Regions from separate parts of the Homo sapiens genome. Here region 2 is linked to region 1. A link is a loop called in an ENCODE intact Hi-C map of the cell type or tissue named here. Cell type or tissue: PC-9. All regions are shown on one strand. Links, peaks and the distances in the headings refer to the core of each region. The heading gives the core; the rest is flanking DNA.

Region 1 (7,783 bases), core at 2,137-4,636:
ATCTGTATTAAGGAAAGAGCTGCTCCTGAGACAACTCTTACCACCTGAGAGATCCTTATCTGTATAATGAGACCACATTTATTCACTGTACATTTCCCCCCCCTCATCCTTCCATAACTTGTCCCCACTACTCCTTAGGAGCCCCAAACCCCTCTTTCTGTCTGTAGCTCAGGATTCCATAATATATAAGCATCAATCATTCAGCTCTTCTTTGAGTCTCATATTTTTGTGGGACTCCTGTGCATACATACACAATTCAAATTATTTTTCACCTGTTAATATGCCTTATGTCAATTTAATTCATGGCTCAGCCAAAGAACCTGAAGGGTACAGAGAAATCATTTTTTTCTTCCCATGCAAACCTAATACAGCTTGCAATCCTAAGCAATAGACCCTGTCTACCTATTTATTGTAGAAATTTTAGAAAACAAAGAAGAAAGTGTACAAAGCATTCTTGATCCTATGTTCCCAAGTCCATCACTATGGATTGTATATTTTTAAGTTTGTTTTTGCTTCCTCCCAAACACCATTTCATTCAGTTTCATCGTTTAAAAATAGCAGCAACTCTCTTGTGTATTTTCTTTCATTTTATCATTTGATCAGCTCTACTCCTTGTGGGATGTGCTTTAAAAATAGTGAAAATGGCTATTAACCTCAGAATCCTCAGTTTTTTTATCATCGTCATAACCACCATGATCATTTCAGCTCACCATCTCGCCCTACCTTCCTAACTGCTGCTTTGCAAGCCCTCCTCCTGCTTGTGCACCAACTTTTACTCCTGTAACTCCAAATTAGTTGCGTTAGAATTTGCTTCCATCATCTCATCTATGTATCTTGATCATCTGTTTGGATATACTATCCTTTTATATCTCTGGGCTGTGTTATAGGTAATTTATTCAAGTTATATTTTCCAACTCTCTAATAGTCTTTTCATCTTTGTTTAATTTGCTGTTTCATTCAGCCATTGCGATCCGGGTGTGTATTTGAAATCTACGAGTTTTATTTAGTTCTTTCTAAAATCTGCCATATTGGTTTTTAAACTTTTGTATTTATTTTTTGAATGTGTTTTTTTTGTAGAGATGGGGGTCTCACCATGTTGCCTAGGCTGGTCTCAAACTTCTGGGCTCAAGGCCTCCCACCTTGGCCTCCCAGAGTGCTGGAATTACAGACATGAGCCACTGCGCCCAGCCCAGTTTTCACATTCTGTTTTTCTTGCTTTTTTAAAATTTCCTTTTCCATTTCTTTTGACCTTTTACACATGGTTGTTTCTGTTGACAAAAAGCCAAACTCTGTAAAATATTTGAAGAGATTTCTTCTAAGTCAAATGCAAAGACCATGACCCATGATACAGCCTCAGGAGGTCCTGAGAACATGTGCCCAATGTGGTTGGGTTACAGGTTGGTTTTATACATTTTAGGGAGACACAGGACATCAATCAATACATATGAGGTATACATTGCTTTGGTCTGGAAAGGTGAGACAACTTGAAGTGGGGGCTTACAGGTCATAGATGAATTCAAAGATTTTCTGATTGACAATTTGTTGAAAGAGTTAGTTATTATCTAAAGACCTGGAATCAACAGAAAGGAGTGTCTGGGTTAACGTAAGGTGATGTGGAGACCACAGTTCTTATTATGTAGGTGAAGTCTCATAGGCAGCTGCTCTTAGAAGTAATAAATGGCTAATATTCTAATATTTCCTATTCATACCTTTAAAAATGCTAAACTCTCATCTAATCCCTTCAGGGTCAGAAAAATACCTGGAAAGGGAAGGGGATTCTCTGCAGAATGTAAATTTTCCCCACAGGAGACAGCTTTGCAGGGCCATTTCAAAATATGGCAAAGAATTATAATTTGGGGTAAAATACTTTTGTTTCTTTCAGGCCCTGCTATCTGTCATGTGATGCTATGCTTGAGTCAGGTTGGAAGTTGGTATCTTAATGTTACCAGAGTCTGTTTTGTCAGTCTTGAGATCTCTGTTTTAATTTTAATGCTGGACAGTTGTGCCTGAATTCCAAAGAGAGGAGGGTGTAATGAGGCATGTCCAATTCCCCTGCCCTTCGCATCATGGCTGGAACTAGTATTTTATGTTTCTTTGGAATCCCCTTGGCTGACAGGAGGGGTCCATTGAGTTGGTTGGGGGGACTTAGAATTTTATTTTTGGTTTGCATTTCACATTCTTTTTCGGATCACTCCAATATCTGGTCTTTGAAAGTCTAATCTTTCATGTATTATTTCTGCTGTCTCTCATGTGCTCCTTGTGTGTTCTTTGGTTTTGGTTTTTCTGTTTTCGTTATGAGCTATATTTTATGGAATACAATCTGTAAGAATCCAATAACCTATATTGGAGGTGCTGATTGCAGCAATGTAAGTATTTATTTCCAGACAATCCCACCATATAACTCCCTCCTCTGCTCACTTGCTTACTGCTACGGCTGCCTGCTCAGGTTGTAGTTCATTGCTTCTGTTATTATTTACTTAACTCTTAGAGCCTCAGAAGTTTTCCCTCACTTTTTAATAAGTGTAACAATGCATTAAAATTATGTTTATTGTGTGTGTGTGTAATTCATCATTGGATTATAGGTCATTGGATTATAGGTCAGATACTTTTTGAGCCCTGAACATCATAGGCTGTCCTTTTCAAGACATCATATAATGTCCTATTCCATCATAAGAATCTTTCTCCAAAATTCCATGAGAATGACCTGAATCTTGATGTCTCATTCTCCAAGACTCAAGAAAGCACATATATTTGCATTCTCAGACTGATAGCAACTGAATGGTTATCATTCAAGGAGAACTTGTGAAAGCCTCCCCTTCCCCAGAAATGTCCACATCAGGAGCTTGGCGTTTAAGAGGTCTCTATGTTCTGGTATCTGAGCTGTCTGAGGGTCACTTTGGATTACAGATTCAGGAGTGAGAGGGACCTGGTAGTGAAGACCGCAGACTAGAGATGCTTGTAAGAATAACAGGGGGAGAGAGATTTCTGAAATTGGTATATGGATTTTTGTAATTAACATTTGCTATATCCCCAGTGTCTAGTATAAGCTCTGACAAATCAGAGACTTTAGAATAAATCCTTGTCGGTTGAATTAAAAAAATCATGAACCCTTTTTGAGCTTTAGCGACAGTATTGCTTTCTACCACTAGATGGTGGTGTAAAACCACTTTCTCTCTCTCTCAGGCACACAAAATGGCCTTCGTTGTTTTCTGGCCTTCCAAGCAGAAGATTCATCTCCCCAGTCTCAGCTTTTCAAATAATCTCAATCTGGATATCACGCGGCCTTTTCTTTCTGAGAAAAGCTTGAAATCTTTCAGATTCATTCTTGAAAGCTGTGATTTTTCCAGCAACACGTCTACTAATATTTGATTCACACTGGGAAGATTTCTATGGCTGTGACATCCAGAATGCAGATACATCTATGGAGCATGGTTGTTGTTGTTTTGGTCAGAGGTGGCAGTGTAGATTAATTAATGGAAAGAAAAGAAACCAGAAATTGTGAGATTTGGATACCAGACTCAACATCTCTGTGCCTTTCCTCAAATTAAAAATATCCAACTTGGCCGGTGATTTTCAAATTGTTCTCTTGTTCCACAATGACCTAAGGAAACTTCAGAGACAAGTCCAGCTGACAAGGTGTGTGCATGTGTGTGCGTGCATTTGCACATGTGTGTGCACATGTGTGTTTGGTGATTGGAGCAAGTATGAAAGGTTCAGTTATGTTGATGCCCCTCCTAGCCCTCACATTTGTGGTTCTAAGTTCTTTCGTTTTCATGATTGAATTTTTCACCCTGGTCTACTTGAGTGCATACTAAGAGATGTGGGGCTCTGGACCAGCCTGAAAGGAGACCCCTGCAGTCTCTGTTCATCTCCAGCACCCTCCTCTTCTCTCTCCTGGTTCTGTCTTTCTACTGTCTTGCTGAGCTCTTGCTGCCTGGCTCAAATAACTCAACACAGCAACAAGAGGTATTTGGAGAAGGGTTGGAGAGACAGAGTTTTCATGGCAGTGCAATTAATTGAAAAAGAAAAGAGCCAGTTCTTATAATGAGCCTGAGTAAGTACATAAACAGAAACTGAATGTCAAGACTCTCAAACAGGAAAGCGTCACCCCAGCAGGCTGTGCACAGAGGCAGGAACAAAGCCCACAGAGGCAGGAACAAAGCCCACAGAGGAAGAAACAAAGCACATAGAGAAGAGGGTCGCAAAGATGGACAGGTGGGACCATGAAGTTAAACAGCTCCACGAGCATGCTTTGAGTGTCTACTATGTGCTGGGCTCTAAGGATATGGAAACAAATGTAAGGAAATCTTAGGAATTGGGAGAGAGGTTCCAAACTAGAGAGCTACCAGGCCCTATTTAAGTGCTTTGACAGTAGGAGGGACAGAGTGCCAGGAAAATTCAGAGAAAAGGTACCAAATTTAGTGTTGGTGGGTTTGGGAGACTCCCTGAAGGAACTAATGCACAGAAAAAAAAAGGAAAGGAAAAGAAAGGAAAGGAAAGGAAAGGAAAGGAAAGGAAAGGAAAGGAAAGGAAAGGAAAGGAAAGGAAAGGAAAGGGAGGGGAGGGGAGGGGAGGGGAGGGGAGGGGAGGGGAGGGGAGGGGAGGGAAGGGGAGGAGAGGGGAGGGAAGGGAGAAGGGTGGGAGGGAGGGAGAAATAAAGAGAGAAAGAAGAAAAGTTTGTATGAGCTTAAAATTGTCTCTCTAATCCTTCTCCAAATACCTCTTTCCTGATGCTGACGTGTTGACTTATTTGGGCCAGGCAGCCAGAGCTCAGGGTGACATTAGAAAGACAGCACCACGGGAGGGAATAGGAAGGTGGTGGGGGTGAGCAGAGACCTGCATTCATTCTTAGCTAAAGGGTTATCTCTTTTCAGGAGAAATTTTTATCAGACTTCTTTAATATATATTTGGTAGTTGGTTTTATACAATTATGTAGTATTAATAGCTACTCTTCGTTAAGTTCTAAGCATAGTTCTAGGCAATTTACATACAATTCCACATTTAATCCTCACAACAATCCCTTGAGCTAGGCAGTAGTATCAAGATCTTTATGTTGAAAACTGTTTTATGGAAAATTTTAAGCTCACACCAACTTTCTTTCCTTCCTTCCTTCCTTCTTTCCTTCCTTCCTTCCTTCTTTCCTTCCTTCCTTCCTTCTTTCTTCCTTTCCTTTCTTTCTCTCTCTCTCTCTTTCTTTCATCTCCATTTTACCCATCACCCAGTATGAAGAGTTATCAACTTGGAGCCAATTGTGTTTCATCTAGGCCCCCCACACTTTCAGATGTCAGTAGTATGTTAAAGCAAATTCCAGATGTCTTGTCATTTTATCTGTACATCACTCAATATGTTAATCTAAAATATAAGGATACTTCGAAAAATGTGAACACGAGTCTACTTTCAGGGAAGGTGGAGTAGCAGGGATTGAATTTATCCTCCTGCCTGAAACAACAACAATAACAACAAAAGAAAAAAAAATACGTGAAAGAGTTTTTGAAGTTTCTAGACATCAGGCAATGAGGGACAGTGACACCTGAAGCAAGCAAGTTGAAGCCATTGCCAGAGCTTATTGCCTTGAGGAAGTCCAGGTGTGACCAGGGAGGAGGAACACAAGAGGAGCCTGATGGACTTCCAGAGCAGGGCTTTGTGAAAATTAATAATTTGATTATAGAATTCAAATGGAAGTGCAAATGACTTGGAATAGCCAAAACAACTTTGAAAAAGAAGAGCAAACTTGAGCCTGGGAGGTCAAGGCTGCAGTGAGCCATGATCATGTTACTTCACTCCAGTCTGGGCAATAGAGGGAGGCCCTGTCTCAAAAATAAACAAAATTAGAAGAGCAAAGTTGGAGGAGTAGCCTTACATGATTTCAAGACATTATACAGCAAAGACATGGAACCAATGCAAAAGCCCATGAATAGTAGACTAGATAAAGAAAATGTGCTACGTACACACCATGGAATACTATGCAGACATAAGAAGAATGAGATCATGTCCTTTGCAGGAACATGGATGGAGCTGGAAGTCATCAACCTTAGCAAACTAACTCAGGAACAGAAAACCAAATACCTCATGTTCTCACTTATAAGTGGGAGCTAAATGAGGAGAGCGCATGGACACATAGAGGGGAACAATACACACTGGAGCCTACCTAAGGGTAGAAAGTGGGGCAAGGGAGAGGAGCAGGAAAAACAACTAATGGGTATTAGACTTAACACCTGGGTGGTGAAATAATCTATACAACAAACCCCTCTGACATGAGTGTACCTATGTAACAAACTTCCACATGTATCCCTGAACTTAAAAGTTAAAAAAATGACTTATAAAGTTACAGTCATCAAAACAGTATATGGTATTGGTGTTAAGATAGGCAAGTAAATCAGTGGATCAGAATAGAGGGTCCAGAAATAAACTACACACACACACACACACACACACACACACACACACACACACACACACATATATATATATAGAGAGAGAGACAACTGATTTCTAGTGAAGGTACAAAGGAAATTCTATGGAGAAAGGATGATCTTTTCAGCAAATAGTGCTGGAAAAAATGAATAGTTGTATGCAAAAAATGAAGCTTGATTCATAATTTGTACAATAAACAAAAATGAATTTAAATTTAAAACCTAAAGCTGTGAAACCTCTAGAACATAGGAAACTTTTGTGACTTTGGGTTAGGCAAAACCTTCTTAGATATGACATCAAAAACACAATTCACCAAAGAAAAAAAATTAAAAATTTGGACTTCATCAAAATTTAAAATTTGTACTCCTTAAAAAACACTCCAAAGAGAATAAAAAGACAATCTACAGGCTCACAGAATATGTTTTGCAATGATAGAATACTTGATTATATATAGAGATTGAGTATTCCTTATCCAAAATGCTTGGGACCAGAAGTGTTTCTGTGAGATTTTTCAGCTCTTGGAATATTTGGACATATATAATGAGATATCTTGAGGGTGGGCCCCAAGTCTAAACATGAAATTCATTTATGTCTTATGTGTCTCATACATACAGCTTAATGGCAATTTTATACAATATTTTTAATAATTTTATGCATGAAACAAAGTTTGTGTACATTGAGCCATCAGAAAGCAAAAGTGTCACTATCTCAGCCACCCAGGTGGACAATCTGTGGTTGTTTGGCATTACATCATTCCTGACTCTGCACTTATATGCTGCTTATCAGCAATCAATTTCTTACACTTACTTGCACATAGGTACTTAATAACAAAAATTATGACTTATCATTAACCCAATAATGGAACACTAAGCATGTGGGAGTTATTTATATCCTACTGCTCAAGGTCATTGCCAAGGTCTGAGTGCAAAAATTCAAAAAAATGCAACCTCAGGCATAAATGGGTTAATACAGTGAAAGAAATAATGTGTTCAGGGTAACGGAGCGACACAGTAGCTCCTCCAGAATACCTGTATTAGCTGTTAAACAACAGCAACAACAAAGCCAGGCTTTCAGTCTCTAACTGTAAAGCTGTGTTTTGATTAAAAGGTTATTGTACACTGTATTCTACATTTTTAGGTGAGAAGAAACTTTAGAGCAATTGAAGGAGCAGGAAGTGGAACCTCCAGGGATGAGGAGGCATTCTGCTGGATGGCTTTTAAAAGTGTTTTCTCCAGTCATCTGCTCCACTGACAACAGTTTTGTCTTAGAACTTTTTCTTTGATTTTATTAACTGACATGATGCCTTGCTCTAGAATGCACAGTGTTCTAATTTCTTCATAAGCCCGTCATACATTTTCACCATGTCATC
Region 2 (5,141 bases), core at 1-2,500, 760 kb after region 1:
ACTACAGAAGAGGTTTCACCATTATAGCCAGGCTGGTCTCGAACTCCTGGCCTCAAGTGATCTGCCCACCTCAGCGTCCCAAAGCGCTAGGATTACAGGAGTGAGCCACCACTCCTGGCTGGTTAATAAGTTTTAAATGTCAGTGTGCACAAATCTTTCCAGTGGCAAGAAAAAAAAAAGCAACAACAACAAAACCACACCTCTGTGTTCCTCCTCCTTTTCTCCTTTGACTTAATACTGAACAAACAATGTCGGTTTCTAGCCACTTGCTTGTCAAAATTTTGTGTGGTGGTAGAAAGAGAGATTGGAATGAGGACAAGACAATTACCATGATAGGGGAGGACTAGGACAGAAGTAGTGGCCAGAGATGAAGGGTGATGCAGGATTAAGGATGAATAAGAACAACAGCCAGTGCCAGATCTCTGGACTCCAGCACCAGCCATATGTCATCCCAGCCAAGTGAGTGACGACATCAGAGAAGCCAAATAGCCCTGTCCTCTATCTTCAAACTGCTGGGGTGAGCGAGCTGCAAGAATAAAACAGAGCTGACCTTTCTTTTCTGTTTCCCATCTCCTGCCTTGGAGATTCTGGTCCATTCTACTTACAACCAAAAGTCCCAGATGTATACAGCCAGAGTCTCTGATTAAGAGACACTCTTTCTTTTTTTAATTTAAAAGATACTAAGTAATAAATATTCACCATTTAAAAAAAAACTATAAAATGCAGATAAGGAAAAGCACTAATCACCTTCAGATAACTACTGTTGGTATTTAGCCTTTCATCACAAATTTTATATTCTTTACATTCTTTGTATATGTGTGACTATGTGCACACATACATTATTTCTAATGTTTTTTCCAAGATTTATGGTGGAAAAATAATGATAGACTTCTAAAGTCATTAACAGATAGTTTCCTATCCTACTGCACAATTTGGTGTCTGGATGCTCTGCTGACCTTAGCAACACTTGTTTAAAGTCCCAGCATAGTAAGGTCAGCCGCCGCCTGCCTGCTGTGTCTGCAGACTTTATAATTCTGTACCTACTCCCATATTAGGGGGCTCTCTCTTGCTTAAGTCCATACGCAGAATTTCGTTAGCCAGAGGAGTCCTGAATTGCAAGTGAGAAGACCCAAATCTTGGTACTATTTTAGCTTCTAAATGTGCTCCAACTTCAGGGACTTCAGGAGCCAAGCATCTCCTGAGGGGCCTCTGGTGAAGGGAGGGGGAGAGGGAAGAGCTCTCATTTGGAAAATGCCTACTATTTCCCCGTCAGGGACTGCTGGGCCCTCCCTATCAGCCATCCATCTACTTTATTACCGAAGCAAGGGGAGGCCTCTGCCCACATCCTGTTTGAAGGCTGGAACTTCAGACCTTAGGGCACAGGTCTTTTACTCAAAACTTTTCAGATAATGAAAGAATTGAGATAAGCCAAGAATGTCAACACAAGCTCCTAGAAAACAATTGCAGATGTCACCGTAGTCACTCTGCAGGGCTGCACTGGCAAAGATCCCAGAGCACTGACCCTGTGCCCAAAGTTTCCTTCTGCCTTCTCTGAGATGACCAGCAGGTGGCAGCAGAGCACAAGGCAAAGCAGAAGGACGGTTGTCGGGAGCTCTGGAAAGACAAGAGATTGCAAACACTATACTTTTAAAAATTTGATTGATATGTTTTCTTCACTTCACAAGTAACTTAATGGGTTCAACTCCGATTGGCCACCCCATGGTTGTTTCCTGACCCCTTGGAGATTTAGAGCCTAGAAGTCTGTCCTCACCCACTGTCCATGCGAGTTTGTACAGCATGAAAAGTTCTCATCTCCAAGTTAAGAAGTAATCTTTCTATGAGAAGCACACTGTTTGACAAGCTGGTTTTGATATTTACATGCCTTCAGGCCTAGACTCCTAGTCTGCCTCTTTTACGTACTACTTCTGAGTTATTTGAAAAGTTACTAAGTCCCCTATTTTCTCAGTGGAGATTTTAAGCATCATCAGGATTTAAATGAGGATGTGTGTTTAAAAGACCAGCATGACACTTGCCACATGGAAATTCCTCAGCACATTTCAGTTATCTCACCCCTACGAAGAGAAGTGAGGCAAATAAAGAGAATCTATTATGGGGAATGCTGTCATTTCAAATAGTTATAAAGAGGTAGAGAAAATGATTCTCAAACCAGAATTTTCCTCGTTAATTCATTTTTAACTATCTTGTGAAATACAAGCAATGTCAACGCTTCGTTTTCCTAAACATTTCACTCAAATCGACTTCGTTCAATTACATGCAATAGAAATTTACCAAAGGTCTATTATGTACCAGGCATTATCACAGACACTGTAGGTCCAAATATAAGTAAGACACTGGTTGGTGCAGCTCTCTGGAAATGGACAGTACAGGTATAGCAGGAAAGCAACAGAAGTAGTAAAATCAATATAGCATGCCCAGAGAGCCCCACTCTCAAGACCCAGGCACTGGGTCTAAATGACTAAGACTGAGGCTGATTCAAGACAACAGAGAATGTCCACCATGAACTCAGAATCCAGTCACAAACAAGAGCAGCCTACCACTAAAAGAGAAGCAAATAAGTGGAGAGTCACTGTGTGTGGCTCAGCCCTGCAGGGATGGCTGAAAGTTCAGGGAGGAGCCAAAACACAGAAAACCCTAGCAAGGTAAGAGCATCAAGGTTAGATTCCATCTAACCCTCCTGACTTTCATTTTCGACACTTCATTCTTCCACTCTGAGAAACCTAGCTTTGATCATTTACAATGTGTTTATTTATTTATTTATTCATTCATTTATTTTGTTCAAGCTTAACATCCAAATTAATTAGTTTCAAAACTTCTAACCCATACTCCCATGAGAAACAAATGTATCAAGTAAATACTACCCAGCCATAAAAAAGAATGAAACTGTCATCTGCAATAACATGGATGGAAAGGGAAGTCATTATGTTAAGTGAAATAAGCCAGGCACAGAAAGATGTTCTCACATGTCCTCACTTATTTGGAGGAGCTAATAATTAAAGCAATTGAACTCATGGAGATAGAGAGTAGAATAATGATTACCAGAGGCTGGGAAGGCAGTGGGGGAGGGGAAGTGGGGATAGTTAATGGGTACAAAAAAATGCTTAGAAAGAGTGAATAAGAGGAGGTTCCAAGATGGCCAAATAGCAACAGCTCCAGTCTGCAGCTCCCAGCGTGAGCAATGCAGAAGACAGGTGATTTCTGCATTTCCAACTGAGGTACCAGGTTCATCTCACTGGGGCTTGTCAGACAGTGGGTGCAGCCCATGAGCAGGGCAGGGCATCACCTCACCTGGGAAGCACAAGGGGTCAGGGAATTCCCTTTCCTAGCAAAGGGAAGCCGTGACAAACAGTACCTGGAAAATTGGGACACTCCCACCCTAATACTGCACTTTTCCAACGGCCTTAGCAAATGGCACACCAGGAGATTATATCCCGTGCATGGTTCAGAGGGTCCCACACCCACGGAGCCTCACTCATTGCTAGCACAGCAGTCTGAGATCAAACTGCAAGGTGGCAGTGAGCCTGGGGGATGGGCATCCACCATTGCTGAGGCCTGAGTATGTAAACAAAGCGGCTGGGAAACTCAAACTGGGTGGAGCCCACCGCTGCTCAAGGAGGCCTGCCTGCCTCTGTAGACTCCACCTCTGAGGGAAGGGCATAGCTGAACAAAAGGCAGCAGAAACTTCTGCAGACTTAAACGTCCCTGTCTGACAGCTTTGAAGAGAGCAGTGCTTCTCCCAGCACAGAGTTTGAGATCTGAGAACAGACAGACTGCCTCCTCAAGTGGGTCCCTGACCCCCAAGTAGCCTAACTGGGAGACACCTCCCAGTAGGGGCCGACTGACACCTCATACAGCCAGATGCCCCTCTGAGATGAAGCTACCAGAAGAAGGATCACACAGCAACATTTACTGTTCTGCAATATTTGCTGTTCTTCAGTCTCCACCGGTGATACCCAGGCAAACAGGGTCTGGAGTGGACCTCCAGCAAACTCCAACAGACCTGCAGCTGAGAGTCCTAACTGTTAGAAAGAAAACTAACAAACAGAAAGGACATCCACACCAAAACCCCATCTGTATGTCACCATCATCAAAAACCACAAAGATGGGGAGAAACCAGAGCAGAAAAGCTGAAAATTCTAAAAATCAGAGTGCCTCTTTTCCTCCAAAGGAACACAGCTCCTCGCCAGCAATGGAACAAAGCTGGATGGAGAATGACTTTGACGAGTTGAGAGAAGAAGGCTTCAGACGATCGGTAATAACAAACTTCTCCGAGCTAAAGGAGAATGTTCAAACCCATCACAAAGAAGCTAAAAACCTTGAAAAAAGATTAGATGAATGGCTAACTAGAATAAACAGTGTAGAGAAGACCTTAAATGACCTGATGGAGCTGAAAACCATGGCACGAGAACCACATGACGCATGCACAAGCTTCAATAGCCGATTTGATCAAGTGGAAGAAGGGTATCAGTGATTGAAAATCAAATGAATGAAATGAAGTGAGAAGAGAAGTTTAGAGGAAAAAGAGTAAAAAGAAACAAACAAACCCTCCAAGAAATATGGGACTACGTGAAAAGACCAAATCTACGTCTGATTTGTGTACCCGAAAGTGACAGGGAGAATGGAACCAAGTTGGAAAACACTCTTCAGAATATTATCCAGGAAAACTTTCCCAACCTAGCAAGCAGGCCAACATTCAAATTCCGGAAATACAGAGAACGCCACAAAGATACTCCTTGAGAAGAGCAACTCCAAGACACATAATTGTCAGATTCACTAAAGTTGAAATGAAGGAAAAAATGTTAAGGGCAGCCAGAGAGAAAGGTCAGGTTACCCACAAAGGGAAGCCCATCAGACTAACAGTGGATCTCTCAGCAGAAACTCTACAAGCCAGAAGAGAGTGGGGGCCAATACTCAACATTCTTAAAGAAAAGAATTTTCAACCCAGAATTTCATATCCAGCCAAACTAAGCTTCATAAGTGAAGGAAAAATAAAATCCTTTACACAAGCAAATGCTGAGAGATTTTGTCACCACCAGGCCTGCCTTACAAGAGCTCCTCAAGGAAGCACTAAACATGGAAAGGAACAACTGATACCAGCCACTGCAAAACATGCCAAATTATAA

What was found. Hi-C counts contacts between places; a loop is a spot of excess contacts. Peaks named below come from ENCODE experiments on the same cell type or tissue, not always from the same donor. Only the 100,000 strongest peaks of a DNase experiment are listed, where the experiment ranks them.
Region 2: it touches region 1 in a loop (3-fold over the local background); 7 of 110 quality-filtered maps call a loop at or near these places.

The regions. Positions count from the first base shown.
Region 1 is chr1:66,441,971-66,449,753 of GRCh38, reverse strand. No RefSeq gene overlaps it. Among named protein-coding and RNA genes, the nearest start is that of SGIP1, 88 kb to the left of the region's middle. RefSeq lists enhancers at 3,064-3,113, 3,124-3,173. In PC-9, for the core only: CTCF peaks have their summits at 2,928 and 3,144 (motif pointing right); no DNase peak of the experiment used is centred there.
Region 2 is chr1:65,684,289-65,689,429 of GRCh38, reverse strand. No RefSeq gene overlaps it. Among named protein-coding and RNA genes, the nearest start is that of PDE4B, 110 kb to the left of the region's middle. In PC-9, for the core only: CTCF peaks have their summits at 1,358 and 1,557 (motif pointing right); a DNase peak (open chromatin) is centred at 1,429.